2 separate regions of the Homo sapiens genome follow, and region 2 is linked to region 1. Evidence: chromatin loops called from intact Hi-C (ENCODE). Cell type or tissue: Caco-2. All regions are shown on one strand. Links, peaks and the distances in the headings refer to the core of each region. The heading gives the core; the rest is flanking DNA.

What was found. Peaks named below come from ENCODE experiments on the same cell type or tissue, not always from the same donor. Only the 100,000 strongest peaks of a DNase experiment are listed, where the experiment ranks them.
Region 2: a loop joins it to region 1, with 5 times the contacts of the local background. A loop is called at or near these places in 2 of 110 quality-filtered maps.

Annotation. Positions count from the first base shown.
Region 1 is chr3:181,719,598-181,735,754 of GRCh38, reverse strand. The region is part of intron 6 of SOX2-OT (SOX2 overlapping transcript); the gene reads right to left. Among named protein-coding and RNA genes, the nearest start is that of SOX2, 16 kb to the right of the region's middle. RefSeq lists an enhancer at 7,429-8,167. In Caco-2, for the core only: a CTCF peak has its summit at 9,009; DNase peaks (open chromatin) are centred at 8,564 and 8,904; H3K4me3 peaks cover 1,556 bases.
Region 2 is chr3:182,171,677-182,187,833 of GRCh38, reverse strand. LOC105374243 (a long non-coding RNA gene) reads left to right here and starts at 5,072. Exons shown (of 6, transcript XR_924758.2): 1 at 5,072-5,332; 2 at 6,961-7,065; 3 at 10,688-10,851; 4 at 11,957-12,120. In Caco-2, for the core only: no CTCF peak of the experiment used is centred there; DNase peaks (open chromatin) are centred at 6,643 and 7,033.

The sequences.
Region 1 (16,157 bases), core at 4,130-12,129:
AGACACATCTGAAAGACATCTTTCAAGGTGTTTGCAGGTTAGTGCTTCTATAATTACCCGCCTCTGTCTGTTCTCCAGCACACACACAGTCACAAGAGTGCTTTTTGATTTATCTTTCCTGTTTTAGACTCACTCCGTGCTTTAAATTTAGGAGCAATTTTAAACACATATATGGATCTAAATATGCATTTATTATATAAGATATGATTTCTTGCCTAGTTTACAAATCCAGTTACCCAATCGTAATGCTTCAAATTAAATTATTAGTCACAGCCCTCCTAGGAGGTTGATTTAGCTACAGAAGTTTGGGTTCAAAATTTAATTCACTATTCCATTTTCTGTAAGTTGAATTTTGATTTCTGCATTTAAATACAACACAGCAATTGAATTAAGGGTCTTCTTGTTAAACTGGAGGCTTTTCTAATTTCTCTGAACTCTATAGATGAACTACATTGTCACATAATCGATAGGAAAATCTCAGCTGTCACAGATCCTAAGCAACCCTCTGCCACAGAAATAACACGACCTGGCATTTCTGAGTTTGAAAATGTGTTGTTTGGATGACATGAGACCAGAACTACCCAGACGGCTTTAAATATTGTGGTCTCTAAGAACTGCTGAGGACTGACCTGCTGAGAATGACTGAAATACTTCAAATAGGCTTTTCTCCTGGTTAGAGACCAGGTGTTGCCTTTTTTTCTTCCATAAATAAGTAATACAAGAGCCAGTGTATTGGTATCTGAGATTCAAAGCTGTTTCTAAGCTCAACTAAGTTTGCTGCCATACAGTTCGTATCAGAATTTCAAATTAAGTGTTTTCTTCCCCAAACCAATAAGAAATTCAGGCTTGGATTTGAGTCCAAATCTGAAACTAATGCCCAACAATCTTAAAACCTGTCCTTTGAAGCTTTAGATCATTCCCATCAACATGAGCAGGGTTTCTGCAGTAGATAAATCCTTCAGCTCAGAAGAAACTGAATGGCATCTGATAATAAATAACGTGAACCCATAAAATGACAGCAAGCCATTTCTCTGCCTCAATGCCACTGTTTCTTGCTGAACTCTCAGCATTGTCTCTACAATCTGCCACACACATATGTTGCCATATCACAAGAGAGCATGAGGAAGATGTATCCATATCTGTATCCTCTCCATTTTTATCTATAATACACTACTCAGCTACTCTTAAACTAATGAGTCATTTCACCGAGGGCATTTTTTAAGGTGTCACTGGGTGGCCCTACCCTAAAATCTACCCCACTTGGTAGATTAGATTATGTAGTAAATATCTTAATTTAGTTCAGAAGAACCTTGCTAAAAATGCTTATGACCTTGTCATACTATGAATCATGTACACACCAAATGTAAAAATATTCTGATTTATCAATTTGCTCTGTCAGAGAGTTTATGTATTAAATATTACAGTTAGTTACACTTTGCCTGCATGGGCTCATCTATACAAAGAAATGCACTAGAGGGGAATCAGATGATAGCAACCTAAGTGACACAGATTCAGTTTATAACTTCAAAGCATGGATGTGTAAAACTTTTTTTTTTGTTTTTCTTTTTGAGGCGGAGTTTTGCTTTTTCACCCAGGCTACAGTGCAGTGGCACGATCTCGGCTCACTGCAACCTCCGCCTTCTGGTTTCAAGTGATTCTTCTGCCTCAGCCTCCTGAGTAGCTGGGATTACAGGCGCCCACCAACACGCCCGGCTAAGTTTTTTATTTTTTAGTAGAGACGGGGTTTCACCACATTGGCCAGGCTGACCTTGAACTCCTGACCTCGTGATCCACCCGCCTTGGCCTCCCAAAGTGCTGGGATTACAGGCGTGAGCCACCGCGCTTGGGCTGTGTAAAACTTGTCTAAAACTAAAGCTGTTGGAGGCTGCATCTCCTACGTCTACCATCAGTAGGATCTTTGGGCTGAACCAAGAAACACCACCTCTAATTAGTTCAACTGTCATCAGGGAAGCACTGCATCAGGCCAGGTATTTTGCTTTTATTCAACTCTAGAAGAAAATGGGACAACTTGGACTAATATAAAAAGCCAACATTTCAAATTGGCTTCATTTCTCAAGATCTTAGAAGCTCCCAACCCACTGAGGCTATTTTTTGGCAACCTTATTCTAGCTCCAAACTCTCCTGTTAACACAGGAGAGTTTATCCATTATCGTAGTCCGCAGGCTTCTCCATAGCTGTAAGTTGACATTTGGAAATTATGTCACGCCAAAGAGCCCCAAACCTATCCAGGAACCAAGTTATTTATTTCTGAGGCAGCTGTCAATTGTGGAGGTGGAACAGAGAAGGTAAGAACTAGGCACATAATATCCGGGCTGGGAGTGGCTGACCTCTGATTATCTATCAAGGAGAGGTGACTGATGAAAACACGTTCATTTCTTGGATGCTTGATCAGTGTGTGAATTTGCCTTGTTTACAATTAAGGGAAATGATTAAACCCCAGCCCAGTCTTAAACACTGAAGAGTTGTATTTAATTTTTGTAAATGTGCTGTATTAAGCTATCTTGTCCTTGATTTCCAAGATACAAATCACATAAGGTCAATACTGCAAGTTTGATGATTTGCCTGCATTCTTAATCACATAGCACAGAGACATGAAGCACTGAATGTAAGGGATGTACTGACAACCCCAGCATATATGGCTCTAATATTTTAGGGTCAGGCCAGGCGTGGTGGCTCACACCTGTAATCCCAGCACTTTGGGAGGCCGAGGTGGGCAGATCACGAGGTCAGGAGTTCGAGACCAGCCTAGCCAACATAGTGAAAACCCGTTTCTACTAAAAATACAAAAAAAATTAGGCCAGGTGCAGTGGCTCACGCCTGTAATCCCAGCACTTTGGGAGGCCGAGGCGGGTGGATTACCTGAGGTCAGGAGTTCGAGACCAGCCTGGCCAACATGGTGAAACCCCGTCTCTACTAAAAATACAAAAATTAGCTGGGCGTGGTGGCACATGCCTGTAATCCCAGCTACTCGGGAGGCTGAGGCAGGAGAATTGCGTAAGCCCGGGAAACGGAGGTTGCAGTGAGCCGAGATCATGCCACTGTACTCTAGCCTGGCCGGCAGAACGAGACTCTGTCTCAAAAAATAATAATAATAATAAAAATAAAAATACAAAATACAAACAAATTAGCTGAGCATGGTGGTGGGAGCTTGTCATCTCAGCTACTCAGGAGCCTGAGGCAGGAGAATCCCTTGAACTTGGGAGGTGGAGGTTGTGGTGAGCCAAGATTGTGCCACTGCACTCCAGCCTAGGCAACAGAGCGAGACTCCGCCTCAAAAAAAAAAAAAAAAAAAGGTTTATTTCTTTACATACTTCATACTTGCACTCACTTTCTCTCTCCTCTACCCCCAACAGGAAATATTGCTTTCTCTGACCCTCTGCAATCTAACCTTAACACTACAGAAACCATGAGCTGGAGATAACTGCTTGCTTGCAGTACTATTTATGAAACAGTCTCTTTTTTTCTTCCCTAGGAATCTATCCCAAAGGATTGAGCAATGTGCTGTGCTGCTACTCCACTAGATCTGAGTGAAAAGGTGGGTGCTGCAAGACCATCTTAACCCTTGCAATGGTCTGGCCAGCAGCATCTGCTTTGTTACCTAGTTCCGTGAGCTCATTCTCAGCTTAATTTTAGAAACATATCTAGGTCTACATTTATCTATTTAAATGTCCTCCAGTGTTTGTCAGTACTGTGCCACTGGCCAGGTGCGGTGGCTCATGCCTGTAATCCCAGCATTTTGGGAGGCCGAGGCTGGAGAATCACCTGAGGTCAGGAGTCCAAGACCAGCCTAGCCAACATGGTGAAACCCCGTCTCTACTAAAAATACAAAAAAATTAGCCAGGTATGGTGGCAGGTGCCTGTAATCCCAGCTACTTGGGAGGATGAGGCAGGAGAATCGCTTGAACTCGGGAGGCGGAGGTTGCAGTGAGCCGAGACCGCACCATTGCACTCCAGCCTGGGCAACAAGAGCAAAACTCCATCTCAAAAAAAAAAAAAAAAAAAAAGTACTATGCCACCAATCCTGGCACATGTGTCTCTTCTATGTAACGTCTGTCATTACACAAAGCATTATAAAAACGTAATTTGCAACCTTACAATATACCCTTACTACAGAAATCATTACATTAGCATAACAAGCACAAAGTTCCAAGGTAGTAATTTGGTTATAGGTCTAAAATCCTTCCAGTTCCATCAGATTTCTATGGACGTATGGTATTGCCCTTCTGCAACTAAGGGCTGGGTCAGTGGATCTCTTGCATGAAGGAAGTTCTGCTGGGTGAACAGTTTGTCCTTAGGGACTCAAAGTCAGAGTTGGAACATTTCTTAAAGAATCAAGATACCTTCATCTCTTTTTTTTTCTTCCTCTTTTTATTTCTTCTTGACCACCAAGGAAACATGTCTTGAAAGGTATTCTTCCACAGGTGTTTCATTAGACATGTGCAAATATCAGGATTTATCTCATAGGCAATACAAGCACTTTTGGTCTTCCTGCTGGGGGATGGAGTTTGGGAAATTTGACTTCTATCTACCCTGCCATTTGTGGAGGTACAGATTAGCCGCAACTCTGCTGAGGCAGGATTGGTGGTGGTGGTAGGGGTCAGTAAGATTGAGATGTATTCAGATGTTAATTTACACCTGAAAAGACAAAATGTAGTCACCCCATTGGGGGTGACTTGAGTTTCTGCTGAATAACAGCCATGAGTGCTTCCTTGTGAAAGATGAAAGTTGAAATTGAGGGGGCAAGTAGTCTGAAAGTTATGGGAACAGGAAGAGAAGGAGCAGGGACAGCCTTGATGAATAAAACAAAATGAATTTAGCCATCAGTTGTAAATCTATTTTCAACTCTTCCTTCTCAGTGAAGTTTTAAGATACAACGGAAGATGGTAATTTCCACTTTACTAAATATTTGGAGATTGTCTATGGAATCCGAAAGTGTTGGTGTGAAATAAGAATGAAGAATTAGCCTCACTTTTCTGCCATTTGGATGGGTTTTCTTGTTCCACATAGTCTGTTTAACAACTGCTATCCACCTTGCTTAATGGAATCCCTAAGTACCCCGGGAGTAACTAAGGAAAAAAAAATCCTTCTACATTCCACCACTGCCTTTAACCTCAAACGATAGTAAAGGGTTCATTCAGACCCCAGGACCACACTGAGGCATTAATTAGGCTGATGAAATCCATCGAAATGTATGGATTCAGCATAATCAAGTTTCTACCACAGACTATCGTTAAGGAATACGTGAGCAGCTGGGAGAATAGAAAGTACTGTTAGAGTTAAGTCATGCATGTAATTGAGTATATTTAACATAACCATTTTAATGATCAGTGATTAAAAGTGCATCTTACTTAAATGGTATATCCTCTGCAATTTGTTCATATCAACTTGATAATGTTCTCAAGAGGAAAAAGTAGGGATACACATTTCTAAACAAGATCTTGTTTGAGTTTGGGGGAAAAAAGCAGGAAAGTGAACTAGAAAGAAAAATGTGGCTTTTGCATGCAGACAGCTACATGAGTGTGATATAAATTAATCACTGTTGTGGACACCTTCTGTGCTCAGTTCATACAAAGTATTAGGAATATATAATAAGTGATTTTGTTATTCCTCAAAAAGAATATATTTTTCCTTAAAGATGCTTTCTCTGTTTGACATTTTTTTTTAAGGGGGCAGGGGTATTGCTGCTCAAATCCTGTTGATTTTAAGAGCTTCCCTTAAGATCCTGGGAGGTTCATATTTCCAATTCTTCTTCCAACCTGTTGGGTTGGCTTATCTTAGTGGAACTTGCCTCTGTGAAGATAACAGTGGGAAGAAGAGCAGGCATCACACGGAGAAAGATGCACCCACATATGACGGACCAAGAGCACAAACAGTTCAGAAACCCGCAAAGGGGAAATTAGCTGTTCAAATCAGCGAGGGGCCTGAACCAAAAGCCCACGCGTTTAGAGGCAGACTCTGCTCTCCTCTATTCACTCGGACCTGGCCAGTTAAATGGAGTCATTGTGGAGCCATGCACAAGCCAGCCCCACTCCTTTTGTCGTATTTTCTCAGCTTTTGTGCTCAAAACACGCAAATCACTGATTACTTTGCCCAGGAAAGAATCGAAGGAGAGAGGTGGATCTAGATCTACAACCAGAAGTGTGTAAATCATACAACACCTACACATCTATGCAGGCACTAATAAAAGTGAGGGTTTAGAAGGGATGCCCAGCTCCCAAAAGTTGCTTCACAGGGCTCTTTTTATCTCCCTTCACCCCTGCCCCCACTCCTATAGAGAAACAAATCTATTCTCCCGCTCAAAATAGGGTTGAAGAGTGGCACATCTTGAATGTCGGGGAGTTGCACCAAAACTTTTACAAACCTGCGAGAGAAAGGAAGCCACAAGCACGTAAAAGTATGTTGGCACATACTATTCGGCTTGCTGCAAACAAAACAAAAATGTTTTCAGGGAAAATTCATTTGATGCCTTTCTTTTCACCCAAAAGCATGTTTTCTTTGGCTTGGAGGGACAGCTCTTGGGAAATCAGGTCTCTCAAGGAGCACTCCCACCCCCAACGTATAGTCTATAAATATAGTGGAAGAGCCATGCCAGGGGTAGTAAGTGCAAGAGAATCTGGAGTCTTGAAAGCATCTTTTTCTTCTGGCTATGGTGGCACTTAAATGATAATGCGGGCAATGGAGCTGGGAGATTTATATCTTTTGGAAAGTAGGGCGAGCCAGATGGTAATAGCGTCATTAACACACAAACTTGGGATGTGCAAGTGAAGCTTGAAATTGGGAAAGAGATCAGGAGAACAAAGGGGGCTGCTGTTGAAAGGCTACCCCTCTTCTGCCGGGCAAAGCTAAGAGCCCCTTGGTACTGGGGTCTGCTCCTGCCCAGAACTGGATAATAAACGACAGCTTTCCCCCTCCCCTGTTGTGACTTAGAAAGCACCAAGAAAACTTTTGCAATAGGCAAATTCGGCACTTATTATGTGTAACCCTTTGTAGTCTGAAGTGGCAGGAATGGGCCTTTAATCCAACTGCACTTCCACCCCACTCCCTACCCCAGTTTGATAAGCCCTAGCAATTGTTGACATTTATTTTATAAAATCAAAGTGCCGCTTGTTGTATGTTTCAGACAAAAGTTCATTTCCCTCCCCTTATGTAAATACTCTAAGTAAATATTAAAGGTTGAACAGCACTACATTTTCATTTTGGTGACAGCGGTTGGTGTGAAGGTGCTGAGGGGGGTTAAACTCTAGTTTTACTTTGTAAAGCTTTAACCTTTACGTTAACTCCCACTGAGTAGGTATAATTCAGAGAGAACAGAGAAGGCATTAAGACAAGATTAACAATGGCATTAATAATAATAATGCATGTTTACAATAAACACCCCCACACACCTCTATAAACAGGCAAGGAGGTATGAAACTAAAGAAAATGAAATTAATAACATTGTTCTCCTTTTTATAAACACAAAGTATGTATGTAGGTACATACACACACACATACATATATACACACATATGTATATGGTTTCTAGGAAGACAGCAAGGGTAACTAACGGTCATTAAGTATTGACTGGCTTGAGTGATGCCTGTTAGCGACTAAAAGTTGACGAGGTCTAAACTAAAATCGAACGTTTTTCTTTTTATTCTTTAAAAAAAAAATACTAGAGCTCTTTAAAAGCCCGGAGGACTTACCCTCAGGGATTATTCAGAGAAAAACTGAGACTGGCCGTTCGTCACAGGCAATTGTAAAGGGTTTCAAAGGGCCGATCAAACGATCGCCAGAGTAATCTACATTCAAGTCCGGATGATGGTGTTACGGCACACACCTGCGGGGTGTTTGCTGTCCGTGCCCCTCGCCGAGCTACAAATCATCATTAAAGCGAGCTGCTTAAGCTTCTTCCCAGCTTCTAGACAAGAGTTACTTGGGACAGTTCACTTTGATATTGCTGCAGCTCGCAATTGACAAGCAAGCTATTTTGGAGCTCAAGCCAGAGCCCACATCCTAATGCGCTTCGCGAAAGTAAGCAGGGTGGTTGGGGGCAGGGAGGGGTGAGCAATTGCAAAGGTCTGTCTCTTTCGCCAATTTCCAGAGCAGAATCACCGCAAAAATGTGTAGGAAACCAGGTTAAATCAGCTGAAACCCGCCTTGAGTTTCTAGTGAGGGCCCTCCCAAAACTTCTTTACTACAACTTTTAACCGACCCATACTGTGGACATAATCTCACCACCTCAGTTTCCCTCCTTCCTTCTCTTAAGTACCCACAGTCGGGTCAGCACCCAACCTCCATCAGGGTTGGTATCTAGTTTGAAACTTTCACTTTTGGTTCCTTGGTTTGCGATTATTTTCCCCCTTTTTGTGCGGACTGTGCCCTCGCTGCTCTCACTGCCCTCACCTTGAGGGGGAAAATAATCCGGAGTTGGGTAAAAAAGAAAAAGAAAGAGACTTGAGGGTCGGACAGCTGGAGGCGGGGAAAGGGGGGGGGTCGATGTGGGTTTCTGTCTGCGTCTGCCTGAGTGCCTGCAAGCCCTCGGCAATCCGCGTGCGACCCACTGGCGGGGGCGGGGTGGGGGAATTAACCGGCTATCGGTGATGCCAAGATCAACACTCGGAGCGAATGTATCAATAGACCAATTTTCTGCTCTTACCGCGAGCTTTTTCGTTTCAATCCAGAGTGGAGGTGTCTGCGCTGCGCAAGACGCAACAGCACAGTGGCGTCAGGCAAAAAAAAAAAAAAAAAAAAAAAAAAAAAGAGGGCGCTAGATGCGGGAGGCGCAAATATGGAAATTAACTCATTAGGAAGGGGTGTGGTTACCGCGAAGCCCCCTCCTCCATCCCGTCCTTTCTCCCTTGCTGCCACCGTCCCGGCTTGCTAAATATGAGATTACAAACAAACAAATAAAGCAGAAGCTGACTACGCAGTCCCAGATCAAACACGCTCCAGATAATTCGCTTCACTCAGCGCTGCGGCCAGATCTGCAGCTCAGCGCTGGCCCCTGACGCCCGCCGGTGTTTCAGCGCCCCCTCCACGCCAGCCCCGGCTGCCGCAGCTCTGAAAGGCAGGGCCCGCGGCGGCGTTTCGAAGGCACAGCACGTGGCCCTGACGCCCCGTTTGGTATACGTTTTAAAACATCAGACAAACGCTTCCACCAATATGGTGACCGTCTGAGGCCTTCTGCTGATCTCAGAGGTCCTCTCCTAAATGCTGCCTGAAGAGGATGAGGGTGGTGGTGGTCTCTGGGAGAAAAACAAAAAACAAAACAAACTAGAAAGTAATGTCCCAGAGTCCCTGGCCAAGAGGCTTTTCCCGGGGCGCCGCACTCCGCGAGAGGTATCAGTAGTGGAGGGCTCCGAGAATACGGAGGCTGGGGCCTGGAGGGGGTCTGAGCGTTGAAGTCCCGAGTTGCGATATTATTAACCAAAGACCAGGTTACCAAGATTGAGGGCGAGGAGGCTGGAGAATCTGCAGTGCATAATTATGTGCCGAAATAAAATGTTTCAGTGGGGGGAAAGGGGGTAAAAAGAACACGCAAAACCTCTCAACACCCCCACCCCACCCCGCCCCAGCTGCCCTGCCCCTAGGTCCTCAAAGCCTGCCTCTGTGCAGGGCTAAGGGAAAAAATGGCACTTTTATGGTTTTCCTTCCTGCGTGGCTCGCCTCCTTGTCCCTGCTCCCTGCCTGGCGCTCCCCCAGCTGCGGGCCCCTTGGAGGAAGGCTGCCCAGTCCCCTCGTCTCCCGCTGCCTGCAGGCCACCGAGTCTCAAAGCACGCATTGTCCAGCGGGGGCGGGGAGGCCAGCAGACCCATGGAGAAGAATAACACTGCGCCCAGCTCCTGTTAGGGAAAGTTTCCCAAATGCACTCCTTGTGGTAACATACTACTTTAAAAGATGGGGGGGCGGGGGGGATACGTTTTGAAAATCCGCTGCTTTCTCCAATTCTTCACCCTCTCCCCGTCACTTTTTAGGTCCTGAGAAAGAGAGTGGACCGGGAAGAAACTGGAAGGTGGCATGGAGGGCCAAAAATGTGAACCTGACTCTAGAGCAGTCAATGTGATGGTTTTTAAATGCAGGTGGGAAGAGTGAAGGGGGGATGTCTTCTCCCACGTCTGGTTGGGAGACAGATGCATGGCCGGTGCGCTGGGGGTTGCAGGAAGACTGGGCCACGAGGGCGCGTGTGCAGGCAAAGCATTTTGCACCTCCTGTTTATCTTAGAAACGGGGCGGAGGGGGGTGGGTGGGGAGCGATTGTTCTGCTTCCCGACAGGCAGAAGAAGTTGAATAAAATGGAGAGGCGGGCACACGCAAAAACAAAAACTGCTGCAGGCTCAGAGTCTTTCTCCTTGACCCGAATTCCAAATGGTGGGGGCTCTTCATTTGCAAAGGACTCCGATGTCTGAAGACCCCAGAGACAGCGGTCCTTCAGTGACGGCAAAAGCCGCGATAGAGACCGTTAGAATTGGGGCTTTTGGGGCAAATGTAATTAATCTTTCATTCGAGCAGCGGGGACCCATTCCTTCTAGGCGTTGTCGTCTGCATTGTAGTTCTCTGAGTTTCATGTGCTCTTCCAGGCGTTTGCAAAATAATGGCTCAGGTCCCTTGCAAAACTCTGCCTGAAACAAGTATATTCCAAGACAGTGCGGTAGCGAATAGGTTTTAAAAATCAAATCAAAACAAAGTAAAACCAAAAAAAAAAAAAAAAAAAAAAGTCCCAGGCCCATGCTCTTGGTGTCCAACCACCAAAATGAGGGAAGGGGAGAATAAGTGGTTGTGGCTATTTGGGAGTCGCGCTAATTTGGTGTGTGGACTTAATGCCTTAACGCTAAATCGGCAATATAAAGGGCTGAAGAGCAAGCCCGATAAAAGCTCTAATTACTACTGGAAACTTTAGGTGGTTGCTAGGATCTGAGGACCACCACCACCACAAAAAAAAAAAAAAAAAAAAAACCCTCCAATAGAGTGTTTGGACTGCGTATATGGGGGTGGGGGGTAGAGCTTGTAGAGGCGAATAGTACCCACATCTGCTGGAACTTCCATATCTAAGCTGTTCATTTACGGGAGCCAACTTATGAAATCTCCACAATTAGATCTTCATTGTTCTTCCTCCACAACACTGTCTAGAAAGAAAAGGTCTTCTCGGTCGGGGCCAATCCAACGAAGCGTTTGACGTTATTAAATAATAAAGCGATTGTGATTTACATTGTTGTTCAGAAAAAAAGGCCAATTATCCACTGTTATGTTGCCATAAAGATCATATTAACTCGAATTAGTAATCAAACAATATGCGAGCGTTTAAAAAAGTACAGCCGAACTGGGTGACAGCTACCGCGACGTCTTCACTTTCACCAGTACACCCGCGCCGGCAGCGGGAGCGAAAAAGGCAGACGCCGCAGACCCGAAAGGAGGGAGAGAGCAGCAAAGTGGTGATTAACGGCTCCAGTGTTAATTATTCTCAATTAATCCCAAACAGTGCAAACCTTCCCTGGTTCCCTGCAAGTTCCCTGGTTCCGATGCTCTGAGAATTCTGCCTGTCTGGGAGGAGTTTATAAGAACTACGGAAGAGGCAATTTCCACACAAGTGTACCTGTGAGCAAAGGGGGTAGGAGTGCAAGTGTGTGTACGCATGTTGTGTGTGGTGAGTGTGATTGTGAGGTTCACTACCTTTCTCAGAGCCTGGCGTGCACCCCGAGGTAGATGCCGTGGTGGGCAAGGCCCGCAGCATCTTCACGACCCTAGTGAATCTTGCGTCTTCTCTACTCAAATCACCCTCTCTCGTCCTCTGTTATTAGGTTTATAACTCGTTGCCCACTTAAATTTGTGCAGCCAACCACGGAAATCTAAATAGGTTTGAGTCGCCCCATGGGTACAGAATGGAGGCTTTAATAAGAAAGATTAATTGTGGGTGTGTACCGGCCGGAAGACGCGTTAGCTATCAAGTGGCGGCTGGCTGTGGGTCGAGGGGCGGGAGACGCCTCTCCTAGGTCTAGACGTTAGTAGGCGCCGTAGGCATACTCTAAACGCGGGCCACCTAGCGACTCGTAGTCACAAGCAAGCAAAGGGCTACACAGCACTCTTACCATCTTTTCCTGTGTTGAGGTTTTAAATAACTTGTCCTTTACTTACCCTGCACATCAAATCTTCTCGCCCTGCGCCCAGCACCGCCAGACCCCGCATTCCTGGTGTCCATGCGGAGGAGAGGGGACTTGTGACCGCTCTCCTAGGAGGTCTACCTATTCCCGCCCCCATCTACTGAACAATATTTAGGCGAATGATTGATACGTTTTGCTCCTGGGGCTAGAATGTTGATATTTTTTGTTGCCGTGATGAAACATGTGTATGGCTACATGTGTTTTTTAATACACACATGTAAGCAAGTAGGGAGTAATTTTCCCCAGAGAGATGTTTCAGCAAGTCAAGGCACAGGGGAGAATCAGCCAGCGGCAGGGCCGCGGGGATCTCTCCAGGCGCAGTGGTGGCACTGAGGGAACTGTCCTTGCCCGCAGTGGTGGCACTGAGGGAACTGTCCTGGCCCTTTCCTCACCCCTCCCTCTTTCAGCTAAAATGTTCAGATCCGGGACTAAGAAGTGGCGAAGTGGGCGGGGGCAGAGAGGAGTAGGGACTGGGTCGGGGATGAAGGAATTGGCTAGAATAGTTTGTCTAGTAGTGTGCCCCCCTTGAGTAATTCCATTTAAAACTTGAGGCACCAAGGCCTGGGCTTCAACAAATGTAAAACGAACTCTTGGAAGGTCCAGTCCTTGCAGCAGCAGGACAGCCAAAAGGTGGTCGCATCTTTGTTCAGAGTTTTAAAACAGTTGCTGCCTTTCCTAACCCTCTTGTTTTCCTCCACACCCCTCTTCCCAGTAAAACCAATTCAAAAGGGGGCAGAACTCCACTCCACAAGATTAATGTTTGTTAATTTGTAGGATTAACCATCTCATGAAGCATAATAAAATACTAGAGGTGCTCTTACCTTTAAATAAATACATAAAATTTGTGCCTTCTCTCCTTTCCTGTTTGATCTCTCTCAGGACATGGAAAACAGTGTCTTGGAACCTAATAAGTCTTAGAAGAACTTTTAACTCAGAGTTTTCACATCATCTGGGGTTGCTGTGGGCATTGGCATTGGGAGAGGATGTGGAGACCAGCTTACTTTTAATATCTATAGCTATACATTCTGGTTTGGAACTCACGATTAAAAATCTATTTGTTCCTCCCAGGGCTCTGCGGATTTCAATGTTGGTCATAGGAGCCGCAAAATGTTCATTAAAGGAACCTAACCAAGGCTACTGTATGGCCACTTTGTGAACTCAGAACTATGGATGGGGGGAAAAGTATGAAAGTGTGAGTTGATGTCACGCTGGCTGTCAGTGTGTGGTCTATTGTGGAGAATGGTGCTTTTTGACTGAACAGAGGGAGCCCCCCTCCCCCCTTCCCCAGCTCTACTGCACCTGCACTGGATGAGGGAGTCCCTGCCATTCAGCCCATCGCAGATTGTTCAAACAGAAGACATCTCTGACAGCACTCAATTCATTACATTTCTTCCTGCTTTTCAAACCAACACACACACACACACAAAATGAGTATTGCCAGCCAGTGACAGCCAAAAAAAAAAAAAAAAATCTTAAATACTTTATATGCAGCTAATTTGGAAGCTCATACAACTAACCATGAAATATTTTGTATCCTTAACTTGTAAGGCTTCCTGGGGGTGGGGGGAACGGTTGAAATTACCTGATTTTTCCAATTGAGAATATATCTCCATAGTTTATACGGGGATAGTAAGTTTGTAGAAAGACACTGCTAGCATGGGGCAGAAAGACATTTCGATGAGAATAAAAGCAGAAATGTGCAAAAGAGAAAAGCCTCTGATTTATCACAGCAGATGAGCCTGTTGATATGCATTCATAATTTATGCTGGGGGAACCAGCTTGCTAATAGAGGTGGGGTACCCAAGAACCAGGAGTGGGCAGTGAGGGAAGTAAGAGTGGGTAGTAAGGGAAGCATTGATGCTGAAGTGTAAGCTAAACATTTAAATCAATTTCTTAACAAGGCAGTCTTCCCCCCATATGCTCAAGTTTATTTTGCCATCTTGGATTCCAAGATGTTTTTGCACCATTTCACAAAGCTGATGAGACAGTGTTTAGAAAGCTGATGAGAGCGTGTTAGTCTAGTTTAACAGAAGTTGGGGTAAACAAACTCTCAAAGGGAAACTTGATTTTAAGATAGTTTCCTTGGAGGTGGGAGGAAGGAGAAATAGAGAAAGGGAGGAGGGCCTTGAGAAGGAGAAGACAGGTTTGCCATTTAGTATTCCAGACTGATTAAACTCTAATATTATGCAATAACCCCGATTTGAGCTGTTAAGTGTGATAAAATCGACCTGGATGTGAGCTGATACTAAACTGACTGCATGCAAAATATTGGCTAATCGTTACTCTGTGAGATCCTGGACCAATATCAGAACATAAGGCCTGCTTTCCAGGATCCTTTCCATTGGAAGGGCATTCAATAAATCAAATTGATTTGAGAGTTGGAAAGAAAACTTGAGAAGTGCATCTCCCAGAAATCCAGAAATGCCCAGGTGCTTTTCCCTAACAAATACTTCTATGCCACTTACACACATTCCACTGACCAGATAATCTTTCCTCTTATCTACAATTTAAATCACAGTTCTAAGAAATTCTCTCAGCAATACATGACTCTAAAAAGATTTTTAAAAGCTATACAAATTCTTAGGAATAGAGGGGAAAGAGAAAATAGAACTAGTGCAGCAATGGTAAGCCTGGAGCAATTGTCCTAACCATGGCTGGATATGAGAGCCAGAAAACTCTTCTAAGTCCATTTCTTAAATCGCCGCTGAAACTTGCACCGGGTTAAATAAAGCTATGGTGTGCTTTGTAAAGGCATTTGTCGTAATTTGTCGACCGTCTAAAAACAAAAACATACAAACACAACAGAAACAACTCATTCAGATCCCACAACAAATTGTGGCTAACAAACTAAATAACATATATATATTTGGAAGAAGGGCGGTCCTGTGACGAGAGTTGTGCGCGTGACTATATACGTACTTAGGATTATGGTTACTTGTATATGTGGTTATGTTCTGGAGACGGGGTCTGGGGGGCGGCCAGGGGCCTCGGGAGCCTCCCAAACTGGGGCTTGGTAGTGGTGATGGAGCTGGGCTGCACTGGCCTCGCCCTGTAAGCGTTCGGATTGCCCTTTCTGGAACACTCAAACGAATCATTTCATCCCCGGAGCCCTGCAGGCCCTGACGTCACGAGGTGGGGGTGGGGGCGCAGTCCCGCTTCTGGCCTGGCCGCCAGCGATAAGAACCCTTGGGAAGAATTCACCGCTCCTTATTTAATACAGTAATTATTTTTCTGCCTTCTGCGGGTGGGGGCGGGTCCTGCCCGGAATGCCGGGATCCCTCCCTTCAGGACGATGCCCAGGGATGGCAAGTTTGCAAGATAACTTCCTAGGCAAATCTTAAGTCAGAGAGAGCACTGGAAAAGTAAGAAGGGTGGTATGAACAAGACTAATTTCACTGTCCAGAGCCAGGAAGGCCAGAAAGGACCGGGGTTTCTGTATTGTTCTCTGTAGTCTAACGTGAGAACTGCTTCCCTTCCCTAATTCTGCTGGGCAGTAAGTAAAGTCATGCTTATCAATTAAGCCTGTTTTGTCAGGCACTCTGTATTCATCTTCTTCGAGGTAACTATATATTATCCCTATCTCACAAGTGGGAAAGTGAAGGGTCTGTATCTTCCCATCCCTACCTGCTCTAATCCAGAGGGGCCCAATATTCCAGGGATCCCAGATTGCTCCGGGGGCTTCCCCCAGCCCTGCCAATCCTCGGCCTCTAATCGGGAAGAACCGAGCGAGATCACTAATACTGAGATTTGGCCACAAACAGGGACAAACATCCCCTTGGGTAGACAATCTCTGATGTGGGTGGGAATCTGGGGCCTAGACACCGTCTCCCGTGTCACGAGGTCAACATGGAGAGGGCTTGGGCTGGGGCGCAGGAGGCAGAGGACTCTGGAGTGGTGAGGGCCCCAACGCCTCGGGAGACTTTCTAGACTTGTCTGACGCGGGTCGGTGCCTGAGGGAGAGGGAATGCGACCGTTTGAGCAGAGCCCGGGCAGAGAGAAC
Region 2 (16,157 bases), core at 3,479-11,478, 450 kb before region 1:
GTATTTTGTTATAGAAGCCTGACCACATTAAGAAACCTACCCATCTTACTGCCTTGAGAGAGTTTCTAGGCTATGATGCAGGGAGAGAGAATATAGGTGGAGTCCATTACATTCCCTGAATGGAGGAAGCAGTGCTTAAAGGCTGGGATGACCAAGGTGGCTAGAATTCACAGGATGAAGTACCAGAGAGGAGAAGGCTGGATATCTCCAGAGGCTCTGCCTCACATATCCAGCAGAATACTGATCAAGACATGCATGTGAGGAGGCTGTCAGAGGCCTGAGAAGGAAACACCAGAAAGGATTAGCGGTAACAGTGTCCAGTACTGTCATGGGTTAGGTGTGCATGTTGGAGTCTGTCCTAGGTTAGTGCCTGTTCCAACAACCAGACTGGAAAACCACATAATTTATAGGGCATTGGGCAGAATACACTCTCCCTGTGATTTTTGACTTTCCTTTTGACCATGTGTAACTGAATAAGAAACTTTTCCATGTAAATCTGCTCGTTATACATTAATCGTCTATTGATAAATAAATACTATGCCCTCATGTTTTCTACAGGTAAATACAGATTGGGAAATTGGGCCAACCAGTCTCCATTTCTTTCTCTCACTTCCTCCCATCCTTCCTTCCTTCCTTCTCCCTTCCTTCTTCTTTCTTTTTTTCTCTTTATGAAGCCAAATAGGGTGTAAAACTAAAAAAGACCAACAGACCAGACTTGGAAATGTAAAAATCACCAAATGTCATTGCAAAGAAAAGAGATCAGGAGCTGCCCTTTCTTTAAAAGTGCTGCTCACTTGACCAAGACCCTTCCTTCTTCCAATTCCAGGCAAGAAAATCGGGCCACAAAAAGAAGGACTGCAAATAGAGGAAATTTGTATTCAGATAAACTAGTTCATGAAAAAACAATACACACAAAAAAACAGAACCTTATTTGGGGAGGCTTCCTTCAGTCCTTGCTCATCTCTTATCCTACCTCCCACTCTCTGAAGATTTTTTTTTTTTAAAGGAAAGTTCTTTGGGTATATACCCAGTAATGGGATTGCTGGGTCAAATGGTATTTCTAGTTTTAGATCCTTGAGGAATCACCACACTGTCTTCCACAATGGTTGAACTAATTTACACTCCCACCAACAGTATAAAAGCATTCCTACTTGCCCACATGCTCTCCAGCATCTGTTGTTTCCTGACTTCTTAATGATCACCATTCTAACTGGTGTGAGATGGTATCTCATTGTGGTTTTGATTTGCATTTCTCTAATGACTGGCGATGATGAGCTTTTTTCATATGTTTGTTGGCTGCATAAATGTCTTCTTTTGAGAAGTGTGGCACATATACACCATGGTATACTATGCAGCCATAAAAAAGGATGAGTTCATGTCCTTTGCAAGGACATGGATGAAGCTGGAAATCATAATTCTCAGCAAACTAATACAAGAACAGAAAACTAAACACCGCATGTTCTCACTCATAAGTGGGAGTTGAACAATGAGAACACATGGACACAGGGAGGGGAACATCACACACAAGGACCTGTTGTGAGGTAGGGAGCTAGGGGAGGGATAGCATTAGGAGATACACCTAATGTAGATGACCGATTGATGGGTGCAGCAAACCACTATGGCACGTGTATACCCATGTAACAAACCTGCACGTTCTGCACATGTACCCCAGAACTTTAATAAAAGAAATAAAAATAAATGAATGAATAAATAAATAAAGTTCTGCCTGGACATGAATGAGGGGCTTCACTGCTTGTTTCAGGTCTTGGAACCTGCAGGAAACTCTCACGCTTGAACTCACTGAAGCTCCAATTAAAAATAAAGTGTGGGTGAATCATTTTGCTGCTATGAGTTGCCCACTAAGAGCTGGGAAAAGCTGTCTCAAAGCTGTCCTTCCACTCCACAAAGTCTTTACAAGGCCTCGGAAAGATTTCATTTATTTTAAGACCCAAAGGCCTTGCAGGTAAGCCAATGAGCCAAATCTCGACAACTGTAATATTCCTAAAAATGGGTGTATTCTACCTTGCAAAATGAAGTTGAATGCTCAATATTTTTTAATACAACAAAAATAAGTACTTAGTGGATATTTTTCTAAAAGTATAGCTAAGATCTTACTTATTGAATGTGTAGATTTAATTGGAACATTGGAAGCAACCTCAGTCTCACAAAACATCCAGGCTGTTGCTCTAGCCACAAGAAAAATTTTGCAATAGTTGTTGCAAGTGAGTCCCCTCTTCTAATCTCATGCAAATCCAGTTTCTTTTGTGTTGGAAAAGTGTTTCATGTAGAATGAAAGAGAACTGCATTCTAACTTTTCAGGGAAGCACTTTGGACTATAGCATGTTCAAAAGACAAAAGTTTCACCATTAACAATAACAATCCAAAGACGTAGTGGGCAGTATGGTGTGGTTCAAAGAACCCTCACTGGCTTGTGTGAGCTGGGTTTCAGCTCTGATTCTGAAGCATATAACCTTCAGGAAGTTGTGCCCCTCTCCAAACCTCAGTATTTTCACCCATAAAATGAAATTATTGAGTCCAAGATCATTATTGAGTCCAAGATCAACACTGTAATAAATAAAGAAATGTTTATGTCAATATGCTTCAAAAAGACATTTTATCCTGCCATTTATACTCCTTTACCAGGATGGGGCAGAACCGGGGGTGGGCTGGGAGTCGCGGGTGGAGCACTAACAAAATTTTGGACACAAGCGTGTCTTAATTTAGAATGTGGCTGATTTTACTTTTGCAATGTGTCGTTGATCTCTTAGACCCAAATAGGAGAAAGCATTTACTAAAGCAACACAGCATTTGGAAGAATTAATGCATAACCTCAAAATGGGAGTTGGCGCACTTCTTACCAGTAGAAGCAGCCTCCTTATAATAGCATAAGTAAAATAGGTGGTTCCAAACCTATGCTTCCTTAAGCAGCTTTCTGAAGAACAAGTCTTTCTGGAGATTGTAGAGTCAGTTATTGAATTTCTGTAGCATAAGCTAGAGTATCATTGGACCCATTTAAAACCCAGGTTAATTTTACAGTTTCTCTTCAGATTAAAACATTTTTAGTGTGTTCACCTTTTGTACCTTAACACTGTATTACTTATTGATGTTACCACCTTGTCTTATCTTATCTCACTCCATCTTACCTTTCCTTACCTTATCTCATCCTCTGAAGTCATTACGCTAATATTAAGACACCTTGATAACAAAAGGCTTTTGTTCTCAACAGGACCTTTCTAAGTCCTTTTTTCGCCTCTCCCCTGACATAAAGCATGTACCTTGGTTTTCTTTTCTTTATTAGTTAAGCATTTAGATGGAAGAAAAAAATAAAAAAAGAAACCAAGTAAATATTTTAATGAACACAGACAGATACACATGCACACATGCATTCAACCCCAAACTGACTAGAAGAGCATGCCACTGTAATAATGTGGAAGGCCAGGAGAACTCATGCCTTTTGTTTAAGCAGGTGCTTGGGAACAAGGAGACATCACCCGGATTCAGGGCATCGTGTGAAGATCTGGCTTCACTCATCACTTATTGTTGAGCAATGGGAGCAAAAATGTAGCAAATAATGCAAAGAAAATCCTTCTAAGGGATCTGAGCCCGGAAACTAATCCAGGCAAGTATGACTCGTGTCTCTGTAGTTTATAAGGGCAGATTTCTTTGGTATTTAATTAGTGAATGAGTGGAATCTGTGCATTGAATTTAAGAAGAAAACAGTTTACTTTTTCGTCTCTGAGAAGTCTTGAGCAGTCCAGGAAAGATAGCTAATTGCTCATGGCAATTGCTCACAGCAATCACAACAGCCTCTATGGCATTTCTTGAGTACTACCATGCATCACAATGCACCCAAACTGAGCATGGCATCTGGATAAGAGTCTTCTACTTGCAAATAAGAGTGAGAATTAAAAATAGATTAGGAAAGCATAGTCATCCCAAGTCCTCTGTGGGGGTTATCCATCTAACAGGTGGGCGGCAGGAATAAAAGGGAAGGAGCTGTGGCTTAGCTTCAAGATTTATTTTAACTGGCATAGGGTGCACTTCCACTACAATAGTGATCATATTAAAAATCTAGATGAGTCTACTTGTGAGTACTCAGTCCTTGTGGCCACACTGGGGAGGAAGGAAGGAAGGAAGGAAGGAAGGAAGGAAGGAAGGAAGGAAGGAAGGAAGGAAGTCAGGAGTTTGAGACCAGCCTGGCCAACATGGTGAAACCCCATCTATACTAAAAATACAAAATTAGCTGGGCATGGTGGCAGGGGCCTGTAATCCCAGGTACTCGGGAGGCTGAGGCCAGAAAATTGATTGAACCCAGGAGGCAGAGGTTGCAGTGAGGTGAGATTGCACCATTGCACACTAGCCTGGGCAACAAGAGTGAAACTCCATCTCAAAACAAAAACAAAAATGAAAAACAAACAAACAAACAAACAAACTTTACTTAGTGTAGTGGTTAAAAGCACGGGTCCTAGAGCCAGCCCACCTGGGTTTAAATCCAGACTGCAACATACTAGCAGTGTGACCTTGAGCAACTTGACCTCTCTGTGCCTCATTTCCCGTTCTATAAAAATAGAGTTTTTCTGAGAATTCGAGGAGGTGCTATGAGGAAATTTGTGGTATGATACCTGGCATATGAGAAAAGCTTGTTATGTTTTAACTATTTTTATGCATAGTATCCTACTTTGCAGGTTCTCTATAGTCAATCTTGGAGAAATAATCATGAGCACTTACTTTTTCTCAAATGCTACTTTCTTGGTAACTAGTTAAGGGATATTTCTTTTCCTTTCTCATTATTACTTGCCATGGTTGGTTCTTTCTCAGGTTGCAAAGACATCATAATAGTTTAGATAGTAGAATAATAATAGTTTCCTGAATTTATACACTAGTTTCTCTGGCTTTGTAGATCAGGTGAAGCACCTCTGAATGACAGCCAGCAGCATGTGGTGACTGTGGCTAGGTTATTATTATCTATGGTTCATGTGAGAGGACTATGACTCACAGAGGGCTTGTGTGATGGCATGCCCATGGCTGTAGAGGACATTGGGGGTGCTCTGATTCTCAGGCCCCGGCTTGCTCACCACCCAACTCATACCCGCCTCATCGGCTGTTCACACGTGCACTTCCTGAACTACCACATTCTACAGTGATAATAATGACTGAGTTCTGTCTTATTCGGTAAAGCTCTTGGGTACAGTGGTGATCATGTTACACACATATCAAGTGGTGTGGGAAAAAAGCATCCAGAAGGCAATTTCAAGCATGCAAAATGGGATCACTGACATGGAAAATCAGTGACATCTGATTCCCATTGTGCCAGCCTTCTGTAAATATGTAAGTAAGTGGAATTTTGTCAAAAGGTTCTTAGCTATTATGAATTACCATTGCATTTTAAAGATCAAAATTTCTAAGAGAGTTTTAGGAAAGCCTTGCACATTCATAGTTGTGTTTTTTAGCTCATACTGCTTCTTGAAACCCAAGCATTTTGAAACTTTTGGGATGCTCCTGGGTATGTAGCTTAAAATTGTTAATAAAATTTATAGTATTTGAATGCAAGTAATACATGGTAAAATCTAGAATTATAAGATGTTAGTCTTGCAAGATATATTGAAAGTAATATAGTTTGGTGACCACTCTACTCACCCATTTTATATATGAGGAAACTGAGGATGAGAGATTATTTACTCGTTTATATTGATTATTAGTTTTTATAATAACTATTATTCTCTAATTAGGTTGCCAGATTCCAAATCCACTAATCTTTCCACTTCACCATCCTAAGTTTATGAAACCAAGTAAATTCGGCTGGGCGCGGTGGTTCATGGCTGTAATCCCAGCACTTTAGGAGGCCGAGGTGGGCGGATCACGAGGTCATGAGATCCAGACCATCCTGGCTAACACGGTGAAACCCCGTCTCTACTAAAAATACAAAAAATTAGCCGGGCATGGTGGCGGGCACCTGTAGTCCCAGCTACTCGGGAGGCTGAGGCAGGAGAATGGCGTGAACCCGGGAGGTGGAGTTTGCAGTGAGCAGAGATCGCGCCACTGCACTCCAGCCTGAGCGACAGAACGAGATTCCGTCTCAAAAAAAAAAAAAAAAAAAAAAAAAACAAGTAAATTCAAAATTCAATGTATGTGATGGTGCTAACACAGCATCACTTAGGAAAGCTATAATTTTTTTTTTTTTTTTTTTTTTTTGCTTATGGCTCAGGTTTGGGTCCATATGCAATTTTTTAAAATTCTGCATGCTCTGAAACCTAAATTTCAGAGACAGGAATTTTTTTTGTTTGTTTGTTTCTACCAGTGTGAACCTCCTTAGACCTCGGGAATTGTCCTTCCCTCTACATTTATACCAGTTAGATCCTTTCTTTCCGCTACACCTGTTGGAAAAATGTTACTAACCTCTACCAACTTACATGCCTTTTTTCCCCCTTTCAGCTAGGCTTTTTCTCAGAGAAGTTTTTTCATTCATCCACCTGTTTTGTCAGGTGATTTCTTTAGAAACTATTTTTTTTAAAAGCATGTCCTTTGCTTCTAAGAAAAATTTGATTTTTAAAGATAATAAGTATAGGCAAATAAGGAGCCGTCAAAGGGAAATGGTGGTCACATGTCACACATTCTTGTGTGACCACATTGATGAAACCTGCTCCAGCTCTGCTCACCCGACTCACACTGAAGCGTTAGTGTGGATCATGTTTTAATATTTACTTGTGTGCGTGTGTTTTGCAACATTTTCACTCTCCCGACACAGGTTAAAAGAAACAATTATTTGTTTATTTTTTTTTCCAGTTTGAACATTACTTGATTTTTTGAACCACATTTTTCATTTGAGTGCCATGTTCACTCTGATAACAGATCATTCTCCTGTTTTCATATCTCACTGCCAAAAGGGACTCGCCCGTTATCTCTGATTGAGGCAATTCGAACTTTAAGTAAGCCTGTCTTTATCAACTACTGTTTTAACAGCTGATTAATTAGTGCTGCAGAGATCTAGGGGAGGCCTTTATCTGAAGAGCAGTTCAACCATTAGCAAAGGAAACTTCCTTGTGCACCAGCGGCTCAGATAACAAGGTAAGATAATAGTTCACAATCCTTTGGCTAATGCAAACAGGAGCACTCCCTCTTATCCCAACACAGGGGCCAGAGAGAAATGCTCAGCCAAATTCTCAAAATACCATGATCTTCAGTGGTAAAAACTCTGGTCATTTTGTAAGTGCTTTTTAGAATAGCACCTTGCGATTACATAGGACAGCAGGCATTTGGAAGCTCAAATAATATTCAATAGCTATTGGCTATTTGCAGGAAGAAATCAAGCCCTAGTAAGATTCAGCAATGAGAATGGTTGGGTTTATATCTTATCAATTAAGAGTGACTATGTGAGCTAACTGAAGCAGTTAGCCATGTACTCTTGGACAAGCCATTTACTAACTCATTTGCCCTCTCTGTAAAATGGAGCTAATCAGAGTACCTACCTCCTGACATTATTGTGAGAATTAAGTGAGCCAATGCTTCCAATGTTCTTAGAATTACGTCTGACACATGGAAAATGCTCGACAGATGTTAGTGTCATTACTAAGTTAGGGAAGATGCAAGTAATTTAGGTTCTTCAAATTCTAATAGAATTAGCCAGAGGTTAATTAAATATAAACAGAAAGGATCTGGGTCTGTGGTTGGGCACAGACTGTTATAACTATCACTCCCCACCAGCGCTATCATGACTTCTACCAGCAGCAACTATCTAATCATTGTAATAAGAATTCACAATATTCTTAGCATTTCACATATATGAATATGTTTAATCTTCACAACGTATGAGGAAGATCCTATTTTTATTTCCATCTTACAGCTGATGGAATTGAAGCCCAGAGAGCTGAAATGACCTGCCCAAGGTCACAGAACATAAAATGCTGAAAGAGATTTGACCCCCAGCAGTCTGGTCAGGAACCACAGACTGCCCGCTCTTAAGCACTCACTACTGCAATCACATTATTAATATTACTGCATGCTGAGTGTTTGCTGTGTCAAGCACTTCCCCATGCTCAGAGGTGAAGCAACTTACCTGAAACCTGAGACTAATACATACATCAGCCAAAATTCAAAGCCAGATTTTCCCCAACTCTTTTTTTTTATGCTTTGATGCCTCTTCAGTGTGGAGGTTTAGGGATGTTTAGGGTTAAGGAGAGAAAAGTGACCAGGGACCCAGGAATGAATCATTTGACTTTCTACCCCTTGGGATTCCTTCAGAGGGTCTGGCCCTCATTCTGGATCATCATTTTCCTTGTTGGGAAGGAAGGGCTGGGAGCCTGCAGGGTTGGATTTTCTGCAGGTAGGAGTTGTAGCTCACTCTACATTCTCCTAAAAATGTATTAAATGTAGAAGCATGTATGTGCGGAAATCTAATTTGTTGACCTAATCGTTTTTATTGTACTGAGTGGTATTCGCTTTTTATTTTCAGTGAATGATGCAAACTTGTCTGGCTTTAAAACATTAGTTTACAAAAGGCTGAGTAAGCCCTCTCAGTTACCCAGAAAGAACTAAAGTGGGTTTATTAAGACCATCTAGGACAGAGGCTGTCCCACCAGGTGTTGGCCTACTGACCTGTCTTTCCCATTACTTTGAAAATTTCCTGAAAGAAGGAGGGGCCTTGCTTCATTCACGATTGCACTCCAGCTTCTGCCATAAGCCTTGCACACAGAGGGAAGCATATAGCATAGTAGGAGACCAGTACAGGGGAAGGCAATTTTGTTAATCAGTACAGAGTATTCATGAGAGTTGATTTTTTAAAATTATTATTATTCCTAAGAGATAGGATGTGATTTAACACTTTTAACAGCCTCAGGCAACTCAGAATATTTCAAGGCTGAAGTAGGGAAAAGCCCAAGGCACCCTTATGAGAGCAGAATAAGCCAAACAAATGTTTATAAATGGAGTTTCATCACATTTAAGGAGAGGCAGTACATCATTTGTGCTTAAGATGTTTTTTTTCCAGGTCGGGGGGCGGGGAGGGATAGCATTAGGAGATATACCTAATGCTAGATGACGAGTTGGTGGGTGCAGCGCATCAACATGGCACATGTATACATATGTAACTAACCTGCACATTGTGCACATGTACCTTAAAACTTAAAGTATAATAATAATAAATAAATAAATAAATTAATTAATTGATTAAAAAAAGATTTTTTTTTTTTCCTTTTATATGACATTGAATGGTCTATAGAAGTCTATCAATGCTTTTTGGTTAACAGTGCTTTGCAGAATATAAAAAGTGTAATTAATTTTGAGTGTAAAACATGAAGTCATTTCTCAAGAGTGTAAACTATAAACTTCAGCATCTTAATTCTTCTAGACCTACCCGGGAAATCCTAAACCACTTTTCCTGCTAAATTTCTTAAAGAACCACCTCTGCTCACCTGGTGGTAGATGCATCAAAGGAACTAATTGACCCCCTCAGGACACATCTCCAAACTTCAATCCCTCAACTGTGAAGGAAATGTCACATCAATTATGGAAGAAAGGTGGCAGGGATGGGAATTAGGACTAGGCTACAGGATTTGAGGAACTTGCTCAGCTATGGCATAGACATTTATGGAGCACCCAATGTGGACGAGGCACTGGGGGGGTACAGAGATGAGTGTCTTGTGCCCTCTCCTTCAAGGAATATCCAGTTACAGAAAAAATAAGAAGGAAGGAGAGGGTGGGAACTCCCATCAAAGATGTGCAGGTGAAGTGCTAAGGGAGTGTTGGAAACATGAAGAAGGTGATCTGCCCGGGTGCTATTGCACTATCATTAACACTTTGTTGTAGGTGCAGCAAACCACCATGGCACATTTTTCACCTCGGTAATAAACCTGCACATCCTGCACATGTATCCCAGAACTTTAAATTAAATTAAAACAAAACAAAACAAAAAAATCACTTTCTTTCCGTGGCTTTTCCTAAGAGTAGAAACAGAAAACGTAACACCAGACGAAAATATTTTCTTAGAAACACCAAGGATAAATAATATATTAGTGGAAGGGTATGTATGCATGTACAAAAGATGTTTATATTAGCATAATTTATAAATACCAAAGAAAGAAAACCCCAGAAACATGTCGAAGAGGATTTATTTGATGAGCTACTATGCGGCTGTTTAAAAATCACAAAGAATAATATTTGACAATGGGGAAAAATCATGGTATTTTTGCTAAGGCTCAAACCATGCCTGAAAATAATTATTTGTATAGGTATGTTTGTATATAGTATATGTTTGAAAGCTCCTATACCAAAGGGTCAAATCAGCAATGGTTATCACTGAGTGATAGAATTATGATTGATGCTTGTTCACTGTGAATCTCTGTTTTACAAGTTTCTGGACTAGCATGTATGACTTTTATGGTAGTATGAAAAGACATAAATGTTGGTAAAAGTCCTTCACAAAAATTGCATCTTCAGGGCCCACAAATTTTGGTCAGTCATTACAAGCTTTCTACCAGATTAATTTCATTTATTCTTGAGAGGACTTTTTCCCTTTGGATTGTTCTGCCCTCTTAGCTATGATAGTGATTGAAACCAGACCAGGAAAGCCCTGTTCTGTTGGTTCTGCCTCTATGTAACTTGAGCTTTTTACAAGCGAATGTTTCTTATTTCATTTCTCATGGGAATTTTGTCTCTTCATTCTTGTTAAAATGTTTGCATGTTTATGTTATAGTTGGCTACCTTGTTGCCCCAGGGCACCTGTCTTGGGGATAACCAAGAATGTGGATGGTGATGGCCATGGTGCAAGACTCAGCTTCAGTGGGGGCTGCTCCCAGGATGTCGGGCTCACGGACCCCTCTCATTGATGCCAGTCTCAGGTGGCTCTATCCCTGGAAGGTACAGCAGTGATGATCTACTTCACTTCTATGACCTTCCCCTGCTTCTACCCATGCCACTAGCCTTTGCCCTGCCTTACCACCATCGTCACTATTTCTCCGGCCAAAGCTTCAACCATAGGAGTCCTGAGAACTGGCGTGAAGTAGGGTCTTAGTTGTTCTATCCTTTTAAGCCAACTTTAAATATGACCTGTACAGAACGGGGCCCCACACCCAGAAGGGCCTCATGCTTGGCTTATTGCTCTGCAGTTGGCATCTTAAAATTCTTAATTAATGCAAGGGATACTGCATTGTCAATTTACACTGGGCCTTGCACACTATGTAGCTAGTCCTGATGGTTTGGTCTCCAGCTGGAGATCCAGAGGGGAAAGAGCATGATATTTGAAGTCAGGCAGTCTTATATTTGATACCTAGCTCTGCCATGTAGCTGTGTGATCCTGTGCAAGTCACTTGACCTCACTGGGCCTCATCTGTGAAATAGGTCTAGAGATGCCTACTTTACAGAGTTGATGTTAGGGATGAACATATGTAAAGTTACTAAGATATTTTAGGCACTAAATAGTACTAATTATTAGTATTATTCTTGAATTGTTACAGCTATAAGACACCCCTTTCTCCAAATGTAACCTTGCTCTTTGAGTTTTGTTATTCTCTTGATTTAGGAAATTTTGGTGTTTCTAATGTCAAGCTAGATAAGGTCCAGAACACCATCTACCACAATCTCATGCCGACCCTGAACTGTAAAATCAGGACTGAGCTCTCTGCACTTGTTTTGTCTCCCTTGCATCCTCCCTGTGAAGGCCAAGGTGGTCTTTCTCTTCCCAGGAGTGTCAACTCTGGGGGTCCACATTTCCTTTCCTTTTTTCTCTAGTTGACATAGGAAGTTCCTCCACAGATAGAACTTCTAATAGGTGATTCTAATAATCCAGAATTCCTGAAGTTAGCACTTAGGTCCAATCCTTTTCCTGTCCCGGCTCTAACTTGCTTGCAGGTCATACTTGATCTCAGATCTGCTTTCTGCTCCACCGCCTATAGCTACTGCCCTGATAGCAAGAGTAATTCCTTGCATAGTAGTTCACATTTTAATAGAATTTTATCCTTTTCAGAACATTCAGGTCATTTTTGCATCATTTGATCCTTGAAACTATACTAAGAAGGGGTCAGAGTGATATCACCGTTTTCTCAAATGTGAGAATGAACACTGGCAAGATAAAGTGACTTATTCAAACGTACCCAGAGAGCTGATGAGAAAGTCAAGCCTAGGAAGCATGTAAGTCTCATTCATTCATTCATCAGTTCGTTGAATATCTTATGGGTTTGGTGCCAGGGATACTATAGTAGCAAAAACAGACAACACCCCCACCTTTAGGCATCTTATAGTCTTTTTGAGTGTGATAGATATTAAATAATAATCACAACCATAAATGTAAATTTTCAATTGTGATTAGTACTGGGAAGAAGAGACATCCAGGGCCAGTTTTTGTCTGGTTAGGAGGTCCCTCAAGCTGCTTCCTTAAAAAAAAAAGCAAGATGCAACTCTATGTTCAGAAATTTTATTTATTTGTCTGTTTCTGTGATACTTTAATAAATAAAAGATTTCTCAGAAAGCAAAACAACTTGTTATGTTGGGTAGATATAAACAGCTATAGAGTCTTTTAGCCATTCTCAACATTAATGTTTGGTCAGGGTAATAGACTGCGGTAAAGCAATCTCAGTTATGTGGGTCAACCTGAGTAGTAGAGAACTGAAGAAGACTGGACTGTTTGGATCCTTGTAAGTGATTTACCAACAGAAAACTTTGCTGTTTTAACCCTGCACTCTTAATCTAGAGCATCAGGTAGCATAGCACCTATCTGTTTGGGCATAGAAGGCAGTGGTGGGCCCCACCCACCACCCACCACAGACACCTGATGCTGAGGACCCTCCTTGTTTATCACCATTCTGATCCTATTCTGACATTAATTTATTTATGGAAAAACATTTCTTCAGGCATCATGCCCAACACTGAGTACTAAGAGGAAAACACAAAGGACAAGGTCTCTGGTCCTGAGGAGCTTATTGGAGTGAGACACGAAGAAAACGTATGAATGCAAATATGATTTTAAAGTGTGTACATTTTATGAAGAAAAGAGATAGATACCCAGGGGAAGAATAAAATGGGGGCCAAAGAAAGCCCCTCTGTAGAAGAAGTGATATTTGAGCTGCGATGTAAAGAATAAGATGGAATTCATGCAGGCAAATCGAAAGAGGACAAGTCTTCCAACAGCATGTGGGAAGAAGTATGAAAAAGAGAGAGAGACAGACAAAGACAGTTCAAAGACAAAAGCGCATTTTAGATATTTTTTAAGTTTTTGAGTGTATGCAATCTAATATATGATATCTTTACAATGACCTATGGTACTGCAATAATCAGAAAGTTTCCTACTCTTTGGTTTTTCTGCCATTTATATATCATGTTGCTTAAAAATGTTGAAGGCCACTTTCCCCATCTTTGGCCTATTTTTACTTTTTTCCCCTGCACCAATTTTGTGCTTTGTATTGGTGACACTGACCTTTGAAACAGTACTTCTACTTTCTTTCACTGCCTGTGTGGCAGAGGGGCAACTCGCCATCCTTCCCCTGGTTGTCTGAAAGCCTGTATTCTATGTGTACCAAGTGATGATTTCTTTCTCTTGGCCAAGTGTGAATTACTTTAATGCGGCCCTGAAAGCAGTTTTATAATCTAAAGAATAAACAGATTACTTGTCAAATTCTCTTTGTCTGTTCCATTGTGACCTACTAACATTTACACTGCTTTGTGGAAACATGGCAAAAAGGTTGGTTGCCTACATCAACTATTTCCATTGCAGGAAAATGTGACTATGCTGGCTTTCGGGCAAAGGGTGGCACCCCCACCTCAAGGCCATGACCAACCAATGACAGTGGGACTGAATGCTCAGAAGTTATTCACAATTTTGAATCATTTTAGAAGATGCCCTTGAAAGAATGGAAGCATGGACAAGACTTTTTAAAAATAAAAAACTCCTTTTCTAAAGCCATTGTTTTTGGATTCATTTTTCTCTTATTGTGTTTGGAGAGATGTTGAATATGCATTCTAAGAATCCATGAGTTTTAAATTACAAAAGCCATGGACATGGAGAAATGTTTCTTAGTGATAAAGCAGAGGGTTTTAGAAAATTCTACAATGGCATTGAGAGGCCATATAGCTCACGTCTCAGCTTCCTTCCCTTCTCTATAAACACCTTCAGCCATGGGGACTTTCGATGAAACCCACTACCATTTTTTTGACAGCGTGAAACATTAGGAAATTCTTCCTAACGTGCAACCAGAATCCAGCTTTTTTTTCTATCCATTGGCCACACTTCTGCTCTGCACAAGGCAACACAGACACTTACTCTACTGAAATACTGCTGGGGAAAGAACAGTGAACTCAGTTTCTCTGGGCAACTGGTTTGAATTAGTTATTTCACAAATAACTAATTCAAATTTCTTTATAATTTAAAAAAACCCACATTTCCCACTTTATAAAAAACTTTCAAACATTTTGGTGTGCAAAATATTCCAATGTTGTCTTGTTTTGGGGAAGAGGCTTTCTTCCTAATGGCTTTAAGTAGGAAATTAACATTTTTGTGAATATAGTGGGGTATTTTTTGCATTTCCATGATAATACATTGGAATTTTAGGAAAATATTGTGACAAGAGAGTGTGCTGAAGTGAGTAGCAAGAGTCAACGATCTCTCCTACCTGAAGACTGGATGCCACTGTAGCTTTGCCCTTTCTAAAGCCCTTCTAGCTCAGTTTATCCCCAAAGAACCACTGAGTGCTGGTCCAAATAATTGCCGGGCTTAGCTGCCAGATTCATTCAGAAATTGCTGGTATTGTCCTCTGTAAAATGATATGTTCCTATGATCTCCCACTCTTTTCAGCAAACCAGAATCCTGGATATAATTTGATCTTCATTATGGAGAGGGAGACTGAATTAGATAATAGAAAACCTGAAGAGTTTAAGTAACTGAGGATCAACCTCACCGTTCCCCATCCGGCTTTTCTCCCCAGCTGAGGTGGTTGTTTGAGGCTCAAGTTAATTTGATAAGAACCGGGGAAAGAATATTTTGAGTCCAAGATGTGAGGCTAAGGGCTTTCCCTGTCCAAACTCCCATTCCTGAAATGTCCCCAAATCTTAGGTTTACATCTTACAAAGGGAGATGCCAGGACTGCTTCTTTGTATGAGTAATGCTGCTCTCCCGCCTGCCTCCGGGAGCCTACAGGTAGCAATTTGCCACATCCTTTGCGTTTGACAGAGGGCTAAGAATTAGAGGAGGTGTTTTGCTCTCCTGTCACTTGTCTCCTCACAGTATAATTATCTGAGTTCCTAAGTGCTGCAGTGATATATGAAGAAATCCAAAGAAGAAATACAATATGTCTTCATTGTCTTTTGTCATTAGCCCTCAATTAAATATTTCTTACCTTGGGCTAAGGTAGCATGGGGTGGAACAAGCAATGGGCTGCAAGCCAGAAGAGGTGAGTCTTAATCTCTCTTCCACATGCATTAGCTGTGTGTCTTTAGTCTAATCACTTAACATCTCTGAATCTTGGTGTTTACTTCCATAAAACAAAAAGATAGACTTGATTATTTCTAAAATTCCTCTTGGGGCTGAATTTAAAAAAAAATTCTTGTGACTATAACTTGCATTTAAAATCATGATGGAAAAAATACTCTAAACACCAAGTGAAACTGGTTAAAAGCAGTAAGTCAGCTAATCAGATGATTATCTATTGAGGCTTCCTCTATAATCTCTAATTTTGCAAAAGATAATTTCCAACCCATGCATTTCATAGTCTTTATAATAAAGTTCTAAGAGCATTACTAACTTTATGTATATATTTATTATATCTGAATATGCCTACAAAGTAGTGAGGGTAGTTTCTAAAAGCCATACTGAAGAAAGTTTCATTGTGTGTCACACATAGTGTCTTCCTTTCTACAGAAAAATCATATTTTAAGGATGGCTAGAGACAAATTTATTCTTCATATCTCTTCTCTTCCCATCATTTACAAGTAATGCAAGTAAAAAACAAAACAACAACAAAAGCAAAATGTTCTACAGTTAAATTCAGGTCCTAGGTAATAATATAATCCAATATTTAAATGGTGATTTAAAATTCTTTAAAGTCTTTTAATACAAAATGTTTTATTAGCTCCTTTCATTACCCTTGTTAGGTGTAGAGGAGGGTAATGTTATCCCCATTTTGTAAGCCAAGAAAGTAAAGTTGGGTGGTGAAAACACAAAAGTAAAGGGAAAGGAG